Regions from separate parts of the Homo sapiens genome. Here region 2 is linked to region 1. Evidence: chromatin contacts called from ENCODE Hi-C data. All regions are on one chromosome and are shown on one strand. The core of a region is the stretch at or near the end of the contact, and the rest is flanking DNA. Distances in the headings are between cores, read along the strand shown. Region 1 overlaps LYPLAL1 (lysophospholipase like 1). Region 2 overlaps MIA3 (MIA SH3 domain ER export factor 3).

Region 1 (6,724 bases), core at 1,080-3,579:
TTTTTCCTATTGTCATTTCAATTTTTTTCTTGTTTAAAAGAGTACTTTGTCTATTATTGACAAATATTTGTTGCATATATTTCAGGTATTTTCTTCCAAGTCTATTTTGAATATTGATATTACGTTATTATGTACTTAAGGGTTTTTTTTTTTTTTTTTTTTACTGGACAAAAGACTCTACATTTGATATAATGTCTTTTTAAAAAAAAATTTAAATTTCTGGGTCTCTAGATTTGCTTAAGAAGCTCCTGCCAATCCATACATTTTTTATATATAGTAGCCCAGATTTTCTTTTAAGACTTTTGTTTTCATTTTTACACCTAAGCCTTGAATTTTGGGGGAATTTCATACATGGAGTAACCTAAGGATTCAAATTCATTTTATCCCATATGATAGTCAATTGTGCTTGTGCTATTAAAAGAAGGAGAGAGAAAGGGAGGAAAGGAGGAAGACACCCTTCTCAGCAAACAGTGAAATTTTATCTTTGCCATATATTTTATAGTTCTGCATTATCTAGTCTCTCTAACCCTGATTTCTGTAAGACATATGCTATATATAATGAACTGACTTCCCTCTAATACATCTAGAATGGTGCTCGTTCTATATCATACATGCAGTGGGCGGGGGAACAGTCACTCAAATAATTTTCTATGTCTTGTGATTCAGCTGAAGAGCTTTAGTTGAGAAAGGCTCTATTTTGTTCCACTAATCTCTTTATCTATTAAGTTAGTTTCTATTTAGTATCTATTAAGTTAATTATTAAGTTAGTATATAACGTTAATCATATTATAGTGGTTTTAGAGCATATTTTGAAGTTGTGTAAGGTAAGTTCCCCTCTCCTATCATTACTCTAGTCTGTGTTTTCATACTTGTCCTAGCTATTCTCAGGCATCTATTGTTCTTGATTATCCAATAAATTTATCAAAAAATTTAGTAAACTTGAAACTATTTTCAAATAATTATCCTTAAAAAATCCTTTTGGAATTCTAATTAATATTGCATTATTGTCTGAGAATTACATTTTATGACATAAACCTATGAGGAGGGCAGATTTTTGCAGACTGAGCTTTTCCTTCATTGCTCTTTATCCAGGCTTTCAACTGCTGCAGAAAAGATAAAATCTTGCACCACCTCTATACTAGGACTCCAATAAGCATAAATTATCTCACAACCCCATATGCCTTCTGACCCCAGAAGCTGTGTGGCTCTAGAAAGGTAGATAAATTAGAATCAGAAGGGGAGAGAAGGCAGAAAGCATTCAAACCTTCCTCCTCCCAGAATCCCTTCTCAAAACTAGCTTCTTAACTAGTTTTGAGTTACTCATTTTCATTACTCTGAAAATGAGAGTAGGTGCTTTCCAAATAGTCATTGTCAGACAAAATGAAACCTCAAATTGTAGTCAAACTGTCACTAAAATCACAGTGAAGTTCTAAATCAAAATATCAAAAATACAACACTCACTTTAAAATTCAAATGAGCCTATTACCCTTCTGAATTGTTCTACTTCCCTTTTCATTTTACTCTGCTATTTCTGTGTTTATTTGTCTGTCTAAATACTTAAATAAGGATGATATCATAGGCTAAAATGTGAATCATTCTGGGAACTCAGCCATTAATGGAAAAAAGTGGCATTCACTTAACTTTTTTCTTTGACAATGCCTTAATTAGAGATAGATGCTCAGCAGAAGTAGAATCCCAATGTAAGTATGTTACTAATGTGGTAGCTAAGAAAATTAAAATTCTGTTCAAATGGAGTAATTGAGAAAATTTAACGAGACAAAAATAATTTAGAACTTTCTTGCTAAGAAAGCATAAACAAGAATGTATAAATCTCCTAAAATGTTAGAATAACATTTAAATAAAATATAAAAGTTTGTTTTTTAAACAGCTAAAAACTATCACATATGTTATACTCATTCACCTTCTTCCTCAAATAAATCACTTTATTAGCTGGTATAAAACTCCTCAGACATTACCACAATAAATAAATATGTTTGGCAAAGAACATCTGTGTGGTTCCTAAGTTAATCAATCAACCAACCCATTACACATTGGTAAAATATTAAGCTAGAATAAAATGTCCAAGGTTAAAAAAAAAAAAAAGTTGACATTCAGCTTGATACCAAGTTGTTTTTGATCTGTGTTGCCTTAAAGTCATAAAATCGAAAGTTCATTCATAACCTTTAAGTTAACAAATTGGCACCAGTCTTCCTCTTTATCCTCATTTCATACCACTTCTCTCTCCCACCCTTCACTAGGTTCCAGTCACATTTGTCACTTCCTTTTCTTCAAATAGTACGAGCTTATTATTAGTTGAGTGGCTTTGCATCTGATATCCCCACTACTTAGAGGGCTCTTTGCAACATTTCTGCATGGTGGGCTCCGACTGTTCATTTAGGTCTCAGCTCAAGTGTCACCTTCTCAGGGGAGCTTCTTTGACTCTCCAACTGAAAGTATACCTCCCTTTTACCCTGCAACACACACATATACTCTCTATCCCCAGTCTTAATACCATTTATCACTATTTGAAATTATTACATTTAATTTCCCTTTTATTTTCTGTCTCTACATGAGCTCATTGAGAGCAGGGACTTCATTCTTTCCACAGATACATACCCAGTGCTAAGAACAAAGCCTGACATAGAATAGATGCTAAATATTTGCTGAATAAATTTCAGTAATCATTTGTGCCACTTGGGAATAATTTGTGCCAGCCAGAAATAACAATGTCTAAAATTATTTTATTTTTGCTCCAAATATATTTTGACTTTAACTCTTATAAAATCTACACTGTGATTTGTAGAAAACAGTCCATTTTTGTTTCTTTTTTAAAAAATCATATCTAAGAAAACTTTTCCATACTAGTACCTATTTAAACATACCTAATACTTACCAAAGAAGTACATTATTTCTTCAAAATAGCTGTTTTTAGTAGGGTTCCTTACTAGCATACTTGTAGTACAGATATACTGTTATCAGGAGAGGGCTCTCCTACTATCATGCTTCAGATAGGAATTCTAAGTGATGGAGTAAAGAGGAATTCATGGTTTACTATGCCTAAATAAAAAGTGCCTAGTTTATTTTAGAATACATATTTACTGAAAAATACAAACATGGACTTTGTGTGGAAAAACAGTGAATCTAAAAGTATAGGCACTATGCAAATCTTATTACTTTTAGAATTTTTTAAAACACCAAAAGAAACTATATTATCATATAAATCATAAATGGCTTGTTAAAAATTATTTTTAAATGGAAATTCTAATAATAAACACAAACTAAGAAAATCTCTAATTGTAAATATAGCTAAAGCATGTTATAGAAATAAAAATCTTTATTGGGCACTTCATTTAAAGAGTCCAAATTACCACAGTGAAAAAAAAAAGCAGTATTTTCCATCTAAATCAACACAGCAAACTAATTGCTGACTTTTACTGACTATGCCCCTACCTTAGCTGATTTAAAACATCTATTAAATACAGTTGAGGAAAAGGGATACCTTATAATCAAAATGGTAATTCACAATTTAATCAAAACACACTTATATGCTGTAATAGACCACAACTGAGTATATACAATAAACTATTGTTCTCCTCTTAAGCTGTTTAAAATATGGTTGACTGTTGAAAACAAAAATTATAACCTTGTTTGATACAGTTTTCAATGTATGCAGACAAAATACATATGAAAACTATAACATACACAAGATGGGGATAAAGGGACCTATATAGTTACAAGGAAAAAAAAAACAACAAAGAACTCTAAGTAGGTAAAAAAGCTTTGCTATGTATATCATAATCCCTATGGCAATCAGAAAAAAAATAAAGTAAAATGGTGTATTAAAAAACGAATAATTCAATAGAAAGTGTGAAAGGGAAACAGAGGAATGAAAAGCAGTAGACCTAAATTCAAGCATATTAATTGTTACATTAAATGTAAATTGCTTAAACAAATCACTTAGAAGACAAATTATCAGTTTGGTTAAAGATGAAAACAAAGCCCAACTACGTGTTGTCTATAAGAAATCCACTTTAAATACAATGATATAGGTAGGTTAAAAGCAAAAGAATGGAAAAAGACATACCATACAGCTCTAATCAAAAGAAAGTAAAAGGATGAAAAATGAAGTGCCATGTAAACAATAAGCATAGGGAAGCTGAGATATACTATATTTTTATTAAACACAGTACACTTCAGAGTATTACCACAAATTAAAAAGGAACATTTTATAGATAAAAGTAGCCATAAAAAAGACAATATTACTACATGAATATGCACCTAATAATATAGCCTAAAAATACATAAAGAGAAAACTGACAGAACTAAAGGGAGAAACAGACCAATCTACAATCATAGCTAGAGATTTTAATACCCATCCCTTGGCAACTAATAGAACAACTTAGAAAAATAATCACTAAGCATATACAGAATTTGTGTAATGCTTTCAAATACCTTGAACCATTAACATTTATAGAACGTGACACGCAGAAATGCACAGTAACAGTCACCAAGATAGACCATATGCAAAGCCATAAAAAGGTCCCAATGAATATCAAAAGAAGAAAATCATACAGGATATTTTCTCTAATAATAATGAAATGAAACTAGATATCAACAGTAATAAGAATATCTAGAATAGCTCCAAATATCTGGAAACAACATGTTTCTAAATAACTCATGGGTTATTTAGGACCCAGAACTTATGGGTTATTTAGGTCCCATGGGGTTATATAGGTCCCAGAACTAAATTTTCCATAACTGGCCAGAAAAATACCTTCCATCCCACATGCCCTTCTTACAGTGTAACTCTGTCTGACACCTCATTAAGAAACAGAAGTCTGTGTTTTCTCTGCTTGATTCTAAGCAGTCTTTTAACTAATGAGGGAAGAGTACTATGTTACTGTTAACACTAAGTCTTTAGGTCTGGTTCTCTTTAGACACTTTTGCTCTTGGAATCCAGCCTCCATGCTGCCAAGATACTACATGGTGAGGTCTCACATAGGTGTTACGGTAATAAGACCAAAGGCAGGTCCCAGTTAATATCCAGCATTATGCCATATATGTGAGTGAGCCTTCAGATGATTCCAGTTCCTGGCAATCACACGACGAGTCATTACCAATCTTCAAGTTTTCCCATAGGAGAGGCCCCAGATCAAGTCATAACCACCATCCCCCTTCTGAATTCTTAGCCCACAAAATTTGTGAACATAACAAAACTATTATTATTTGGGGTGGTCTGTTATACAAGTACAGCAATGGGACCATTTAGATTTGAAAACATTTCAACATAAATAAAAAGAAAGAAAAAAATTAGTGGAACTTAGCTACAGTAATGATTAGTGAGAAATGTATAGATTTAATGTAAATAGAAGAAAATAAGAAACATAAGAATAAATATAAATGAAATAGAAAGCAAATAAGAGAGAAAATAAGAAAGCCAAAGCTGGTTCTATAAAAGATTAATACAATTGGTAACTTCTTGGTAAGATGAACCACGAAAAAAAAGAGAAAATATACAAATTATTACCAGCAATGAAATAAAAGTTATCAACAACAAATCATAAAAGCATTAAAAGGAAATATCATGAACATCTTTTTGTCAATAAATTTGACAAATCAGAAAAAAGATACAAATTTCATGAGAAATACAAATTATCAAAACTGGCCTAAAAATAAATATAAAATCTGAATATCCTGGTTCTATGAAAGAAATTGAATTCATTATCAAAACCTTCATAAAAGGAAATCTCAGGTCCAGGTAATTTCAATAGTGAATTTTATCAAATATTTAAGGAAGAAATAACATAAACTCAGACACAGAGAAGGGAATCCTTCCCAATGCTTTTAAGTGACTAGCATAACCCCGATGATAACGTTTTTCAAAGGCATTAAAGAAAATCACAGAACAATATTCCTCATGAACACAGACATAAAATTCTTTACCAAAGTATTAGCAAAACAAATTTAGATACATATAAAAAGGATAATACATTACAAAAGGGTTTATCCCAGGAATGTAAGGTTGGTTTAAGACTTGGAAATCCATTAATGTAATTCACTGTGTTAACAAAATGAAAGATAAAAACCATGACTATTTCAAAGGACACAGAAAAGCATTTGATAAATTCACAAAGAAACCTCTCAGCTAATTAGGCAAAGAAATGTCCTCAATATAAAAAAAAGGCATATATACAAAAAACCCTAGAACTAACATCACACTTAACAGTGAAATACTGAACACTTCCCCTCTAAGATTACACAGGAAGGAAGTACTCACTTCTATTTAACATTGTACTGGAAGTTCAAACAAGTCCAAAAAAGCAAGACAATGAAATAAAATGCACACACGAAATTCATAAGGAATATACTAAGTAAGTACTAGAAATAAGTGAATTTAGAAAGATAGAAGGATACAAGGACATAATAAAAAACTAAAATTTATTTCTCTGTACTAGCAACAATTTGAAAATTAAGTTTTTTAACATTCCATTTACAATAACATGAAGAAACAGAATACTTGTAGATAAATTTAGCAAAAGACTTCTACACTAAAAACTCCGAATCACTTCTGAGAGAAATTAATAAAGACCTAAGTAAATGGTGAGACATACCATGTGTATGTATTAGAAGGCATCTATTTTCTCTAAATCAAACTAGATTCCATGCAATTTCAATCAAAATCCAAACAGGTGTTTTGTAAAATTGAAGAGCAGGTTCTAAAATT
Region 2 (6,927 bases), core at 2,784-5,283, 3.5 Mb before region 1:
AATGGCTTTTGATACATCATATAACAAACTGCTCCCACCCCCTCCAACCCCCAGAACTGTTTGCACGAATCAAGTTCCCTTACAGTTTTGCCAGCACTGGGTATTTGTTAATATTTTTCCATTTGTTAACTTAAAATTTAGTTTTTCTTTTGTGTGAATTGATGTATTCATGTCCTCTAACCACTTATTTATGCTTTTGTGCTAATAAAAAAAGCCAACACTAGTTTCATTAGCCACTGATACCCTCTTTAGGAGGTGAACTTACTTGTAAGTTTTTACTTCCTCTGCAGCCGAAACTGCCTTTTCATCTGCAGCTGACAGCCTGTGCTCTCTTTCTTGCCGTTCATACTCTTCTTGACTCAGTTTCCTAAGATAAAACTGGTTGTCAATGAAAGTGTTTCTCTTTTCCTCCTGGCATTCTGTCTGAATACTCCAATAAAATCTCACTTCCTATCCTATTCTTAAAAATGCATAGATTATACAAAGTCACAGGAAGGAAATAAAACTGTCCTTTAGGATAAAAATCCAACTGTGGCCTGTTGATACATCACCTGCATTTTCTAACGTCTCATAATTCTCTCCTCACTAGTAAATGAAACAAATGTGAAAAAACACTATGTGTCAAAGACTGTTGGGTTGAAATGATGCTCACTTTTCTTCAATGTAGAAAGCCAGGACTGATCAACCTAACACAGTTAAGCTTATTAGGATGATGCAGGAGATAATTCTCTTATTTCTAACCATGGAAAGACCACTAATTAATTTTCTTATGGGCTGTTTCTCAATCCAAGGCTGGTACCATGATAAAGACAGCCAATGAAAGAGCTTTTTAGAACATGTCCTTAACTGTACAATTAACCCCAGAACATTTTCACACTTCAGATATGGAGCTCCCCTACCTATTTCAATGGAATCATGATAAAGCAGCGAGACAAATCCGAGTACTGGCAATGTCTGTTGAACAGAAAAAGAATCCAAACTGTCCTGTAATCAGGGTGCTATGTACTGGAAATTGGTTTTAACCTGATAACCTTCAAGCTCAAGAGGTTAGCCAACTATAACACAGATTGTAAAGGCAGCAACATTTAATGGTTTAAAAGTGCTACTTGTAGTTACCCTTGTACTTCTTTACTCATAGTTCTGATGCAAAAGATACTTGCAAATTTTCTATAAATTGGAAACAAAAATAGAGGAGCTATAGTAAAAAGGGTTATTAACACCAAAGAGAAAAAAGTTTATGTATTCTTTTACAACTGCTCATTCAATAAATACTTCAGCAAATATTTTATGAGTGGTTATACTAATTACCTTGTAAGAGACTAAGATAAAGGTATGGCTATGGTAAGTACCACCTCTGCACTAATGGAGCTCACAGCTGAATGTGTAAAAGGTGCATATAAGAACAGAACAATCCCTCTCTGACTCTGGCTTAGGAAGGGATGTGGAAAAAACAAGTCTTGAAGAAGGATTCAAGAGAATTTTGTTTCCAATAATGGATGAGTTAGTCTGCAAACACTGAAAATAAGAACATATGGACAAAAATAGAAAGAATGTGCTCGAAGGCATCAGAAAGCTAATAAGGCAGTGAAGAAAATCCAGTAGGAAAAAACACAGAATTATAAGTAAGCCCGGCATTTTAAGCCATTTCCCCCCAGGTTCATCCATGCATTGAAGACAATGCAGATATGTAAGAAGGTTGAAAAGAACTTTCAACAGATCCCTGGGTTGAGAGAAACAAGAAGCGGAGGGAGTTCAGGGCTGCCAATGAGAAGGACCCCTAGTAAAAGCCCTAGGCTTTGGGTTGAGACCAGAAAAGAGCTGCACACTTGGAGTATTGAACAGGCAATAAATACAATGTCCTTTAAAGGAACTAAGCCATTTTTGAATGATTTTAATTGCTAACTGGAATAAAGTAATGACCACCTGCTAGAGGTAATCTCATATCTTTTATGTAGGATGATAACATCATCTTAGACCTCAAATTTCCCCTACAATTTTCAAAAACAATGTTCACCACTCCATCAAAACCAACCAGACATTCCACAAGACAAGACAATGTAATCACAATCTAGAAGACCAGAGAAACACACTCATAAGGGATCCACATAATAGGATTACCACATAGATTTTAAAGCAATTGTGCCTTACAAATTGAAGGAAGTACAAGTCAAGATTACACATTTCAGCAGAGGATTAGAAACTATAAAAGTGAAAAATAGTGAAACCAAAAAGAACTCAATGATTTTAGCAGATTAGACAACTGAGGTGAGATTTTTAGCACATTGGAAGATAGGTCAGAAGAAAACATCCAGAATGAAGCATATTCAGAATGTAGGAGGCATTGGGCGAGGGGTAGGGGTGGGAGATCCTAGTATGTTGAATTGGATTCTCAGGACAAGTGAGAATAAGATAGAATTAATATGTGAAAAAAGAGGCTCCAAACTCAAGAGATGTTTATAACCTCAAGCAGTATAAATGCAAAAGAAAAAGCAGGAGGGTAGGGTGGAAGGGTGATGACAAAACCCTACATGTAGGCACCTCCCAAGAAAACTGCTGAAAAACCAAAAAGAAAATGACGAAAGGCAGCTAGGGCAGGCATAAAACATTTGAAAAAAGAGAAAAGAGAAAATAAGAATGATAATAGATTCCTCAAAGAAACTTTAAAACTAGAGGATAACTGGTTATCTTTAAAGTGCTGATACTAAACAACTATCGAAATTCCAGAACCAGCAGAAAGATCCTTTTAAAATGGAGTCAAACTAAAGACATTTTCATACAAAAGTAAACTCACTGAACCTGCATTAAAGTATATTCTTTGGCCGGGCGCGGTGGCTCACACCTGTAATCCCAGCACTTTGGGAGGCCGAGGCGGGTGGATCACGAGGTCAGGAGATTGAGACCATCCTGGCTAACACAGGTGAAACCCCATCTCTACTAAAAATACAAAAAAAATTAGCCGGGCATGGTGGCGGGCGCCTGTAGTCCCAGCTACTCGGGAGACTGAGGCAGGAGAATGGCATGAACCTGGGAGGCGGAGCTTGCAGTAAGCTGAGACCACGCCACTGCACTCCAGCCTGGGCGGCAGAGTGAGACTCTGTCTCAAAAAAAAAAAAAAAAAAAAAAAAGGGAAAGAAAGTCTGGAGATACGTGATTAGCTAGGGGACTGGCATAAAAGATGACAAGGGCCTGAATTAACACAGTGACTTTAGGGGTGGACAGTAGAGTACAAACCACACATGGAGACTGAATGAATTTTGGGGAAGTTGAATAAAACACTGCCACATCAATGGGTTAACTGTATCACGAAGAAAAACAGTTGCCATTTACGTAATTCACATTACTATTGGAGGCAGAGAAGTGCTCTTTTTTAAAAAGTAATGAAATGAGGAATGTCTCTCTGAAGCAGGACAGGCATTTATTTAGAGCTGGCCTGAACAAAACCTGGAAAATCTAAACTGGCTGCCTGGTGAGCAAAGAATTAGAGAAAAAGTTAATGGTATGGTTTCAATATTTAATGGCATACAGCAGTAGCAGTCTAAGCATTTAAAAAAGTTAAATTTGCTTAGCAAGAGAGGCCTCCTCACACACTGCCATATACACCAAAGAGTAAAACATAAGAGCAAACACAAATAGCAACTGCCACAGATAACCTATTTTTAGAGAATTCAGATGTTTTTGTGGACAAAAAACTTGAACTATAAAAATATACCTCTCAAAAGGTACCTCGCTCGAAATTTGAGATATGTATTTCAGAGGATTATTATCTAAATATACACACCAAATAGTTCTACATTCAAAACTCCTAATATCTTTGCCACAATTATGTTTAGTTTGAATATTTTACTCTGTGAAGTCCAAAACTAAATGTACCTTCAATAAGTAAATTTTCCTTTTTTGAAGTTTTTATTCTACTAAAACACGTCATACAAATCCCTCAGACTGTTTAAAGGAAATTACATAATTGACCACAAAGAAAGGAAAGTGAAACAAGTGGCGGAGCCACAGACAAGGCATGGCCAGATCTTCAAAAGAGAAGCACTCCCACAGCAGCGACCGTCAGTACCAGTACACTGCTCCCCCTTAAGTGAGTTACAGGCAACAGTTTTTGACTACTGGTTAGAAAGGAAAGAAAAATGCAGCTTATGAGAAACAAAGCAGAAAGAAAGAAAGACAAATTTATACTAATTACAGATGCAAAAGAGTACAATCCTGAAAAACGATAACATTATCTATATTAGTACACATTTATTTACTGACATGACAATACAGTTAACAGTAAATGATGATAATCTTACTTTTGCAAAGCCATCTCCTTCTGCTGATAGAGCTCATTCAGAATCTCCACTTTCTGCCTCAAGGTTTTGCATTCATCTTCCAGTCCAGCTTTGGCAGCTTGTAGTGAGTTGCGGTCATCTTCCAATTTCTTTACCTGGTCTGTAAAGGATAAAACATTTGAGTTCCATATGTGTGCACAAGAACTTGAGAACTTGGTTGGGGGCTGGTGCTGAGAGAAATGAGAAGTATGAAAGCAGGAAGCCGCTCTTTATCTTTCTAATGCAATTTTGTATCTTTCCAATATATAGCAATTTCTTCTCAAGAAGCAACCTACCTTCCAGGTTACATTTAGTGGACACGGAGGCTCTTAGCTTAAGCTGTAAAAGCTTTAGATCCTCTTCAACTACCGATATTGCAGTCTGTGTCTAAAAATTGCAGAAGAGACAAGTATTCATAAAAGTGAGGCATAGTAAAAGTATTCACAGGCAATTATGGGACTCTAAAAACGATTATACCCGAGAGACATCCATCATCTGCTTAATTTGATTTTTCATCTTCTCATTCCGGTCACCTAAAAAACAAAAGGCTTTCTTTCATTGCTTTTTCTTCCCTTGCTTTTTAAATCTATATTTTCTTGATTTACCCAAAACTAAACAATTGTCATGTTCAAACATTTAAAGAACAAACAAAAACAGAAAAGGATTAGACTGACTTTTAAGAGAACTGCAAACTTAAGACTGAAAAAGTGAATTCCCATTTGTACAATAAACATGTTATACATGCCATTATTGAGCAAGAAGAAACATGTGAGATAAAGCTCTTTCTTCCATCTGGGCTTAGTGTCTTATTCAGAAAGATTCCCTCCTATTCTCCTCCAGAATCTACTACCAGGTGTGGTTTAAAACACCCACTACACAAGCAATATCCAACTTGAGAGAGGGCATCTAGAAACATTTTCCTCATCAGTAAACACTGCAACACTATAGCCTCCACTCTCATGGCCTTAGTTTATGGATCCAACCACCTCAGTACTCTCAAAACCAGTTGTGGTTTTCTTTCATGGCCTTAGTCAGTTTATGCCTCCAACCACCTCAGTACTCTTAAAACCAGTTGTGGGCCTTAAAACCACACAGCTACTGAGATGACAAGTTTTAAAATGTTATCTCCATGAAATTGAAAAACAAGTTTCTACTACTGTATGTGTCCAATACTTAGAGGTGTAAGACATGACCAGTGCAGCTCCCGTGCACCCTTCTAGTCTCAATGTGAAAACAAAGTCAGTGTTCACTGCATGCTTACTGCTACACCTCACCCTAGCAATCCACCTCTGCCCAATGCAAACAGACACACATTCAAATCCAATGTATTTACACCTCGAAAGCTTAAGAGGAAATGCAGCCAGCTGAAAAGTAGCACTGGTGCACTTAAAGACAGGAAGGCAAAAGGGGTCCATCCTCCTTGAGGCTGATCTTACCTCCCACTTCTCCATTTGCTAATTCATCTGAATCATTTCCACCTTTATTTTGACCCTCAGATTCAGATTCACACTCTAACAGATTCAACTGTGTAATGCAGTTAGTCAAAGCCTAGAAAAGAAGTAAAAGGGCATTAAGAGTCTTTCCATTTAATTCAACAGATTTGATAATTCACAAGAATTAAGCTTGTATTCATGAACGCACTTACATTAATATTATCATCCTTGTGAGTAAGAGCTACTTCCAAATCTTTCTGAGACTTCTCAAATGATTTGATTTGCTCACTGAGCTCAGCATGTAATTTACTCCAGTCTTCGATTTCCTGCTGCAACTGCAAAGTTAAAACACATGATTCCCACAGGTTAGGGCTTTTGCACTGGAGACATTAGGACCACATGAATGAGACAGGTAAATAAGGAACCATGCCTCTCCTTGGCCTATCACTATGGGCTAAGACCTTGGTTAAGTGGGAGGAGACAGTGGCCCCAACCCTCAGAGCTGTAGTGAGAACATCAGAGCTATCAAGGAAATTGATCTTGTTTATTGCATCCTTCAGAAAATTGTAGCCAATTCAAATAATTCACTTCCAGAAGGAACAGAAGGGCTCATCCTACTATCTCCCAAGTCCACACTCCTGATCATGTAACCTTCCCTTGGCTAGTGAAGCAGTAACTACTCAAAGGAGGGTTATAAAATATCTAACTCTTGGGTCTAAAAAGCCAATCTACTACCCACTCGAGGCTACTCAAGTTAATAGCAATTGGTGTCTGACAAAACAAGACTACACACTCTGATAGCCAAAATAAATTGTACAGAACAGAAAATCCAGAACAGATAGAGAATGTATACCTACACTCAATTTTGGAAGCATAGTTTAAACTTTGCATATCTAAGAACAGAATCCTGCACATATATTACCCTAAAAATAGATCTGAGTAAAGGCATTCATGAGGTATGATACTGAGTTCTCTATTTTACATGACCTGGGACACGCACTTTCCTTTACCTGCTCTTTTTTCTTCTTAAGCCTAGCATTTTCTTCTTGAACCCGATGGCATTCAGACTTCACCTTCTCTTCACTAAGCTTAGCTTCATTAAGTGCAATCTGAACCTAATGCAAAACACTCCTATTAGTGAATTAATTCCAAAGAAAACCAGAAAAAGTTACTTTTCCAAC

What was found. Hi-C counts contacts between places; a loop is a spot of excess contacts on that map. Pooled maps may share reads with other maps.
Region 2: a loop to region 1 is called in a pooled map, with 6 times the contacts of the local background. The contact joins two enhancer-like sites. A Hi-C loop is called at or near these places in 1 of 168 maps with a recorded cell type or tissue (ascending aorta), 1 of 37 single-sample maps with no recorded cell type and 7 of 50 pooled maps.

Annotation. Positions count from the first base shown.
Region 1 is chr1:219,184,061-219,190,784 of GRCh38, reverse strand. All of the region lies in intron 2 of LYPLAL1 (lysophospholipase like 1), which reads right to left. Among named protein-coding and RNA genes, the nearest start is that of LYPLAL1, 14 kb to the right of the region's middle. Within about 2 kb of position 2,329, at least 4 of the 41 ENCODE cell types and tissues checked have a DNase peak (open chromatin) inside an H3K27ac peak, as active enhancers do.
Region 2 is chr1:222,652,162-222,659,088 of GRCh38, reverse strand. MIA3 (MIA SH3 domain ER export factor 3) reads right to left here. Exons shown (of 28, transcript NM_198551.4): 13 at 6,757-6,861; 14 at 5,959-6,081; 15 at 5,750-5,861; 16 at 4,791-4,846; 17 at 4,610-4,700; 18 at 4,296-4,434; 19 at 266-367. Among named protein-coding and RNA genes, the nearest start is that of MIA3, 38 kb to the right of the region's middle. RefSeq lists an enhancer at 3,878-4,117. Within about 2 kb of position 4,033, at least 10 of the 41 ENCODE cell types and tissues checked have a DNase peak (open chromatin) inside an H3K27ac peak, as active enhancers do.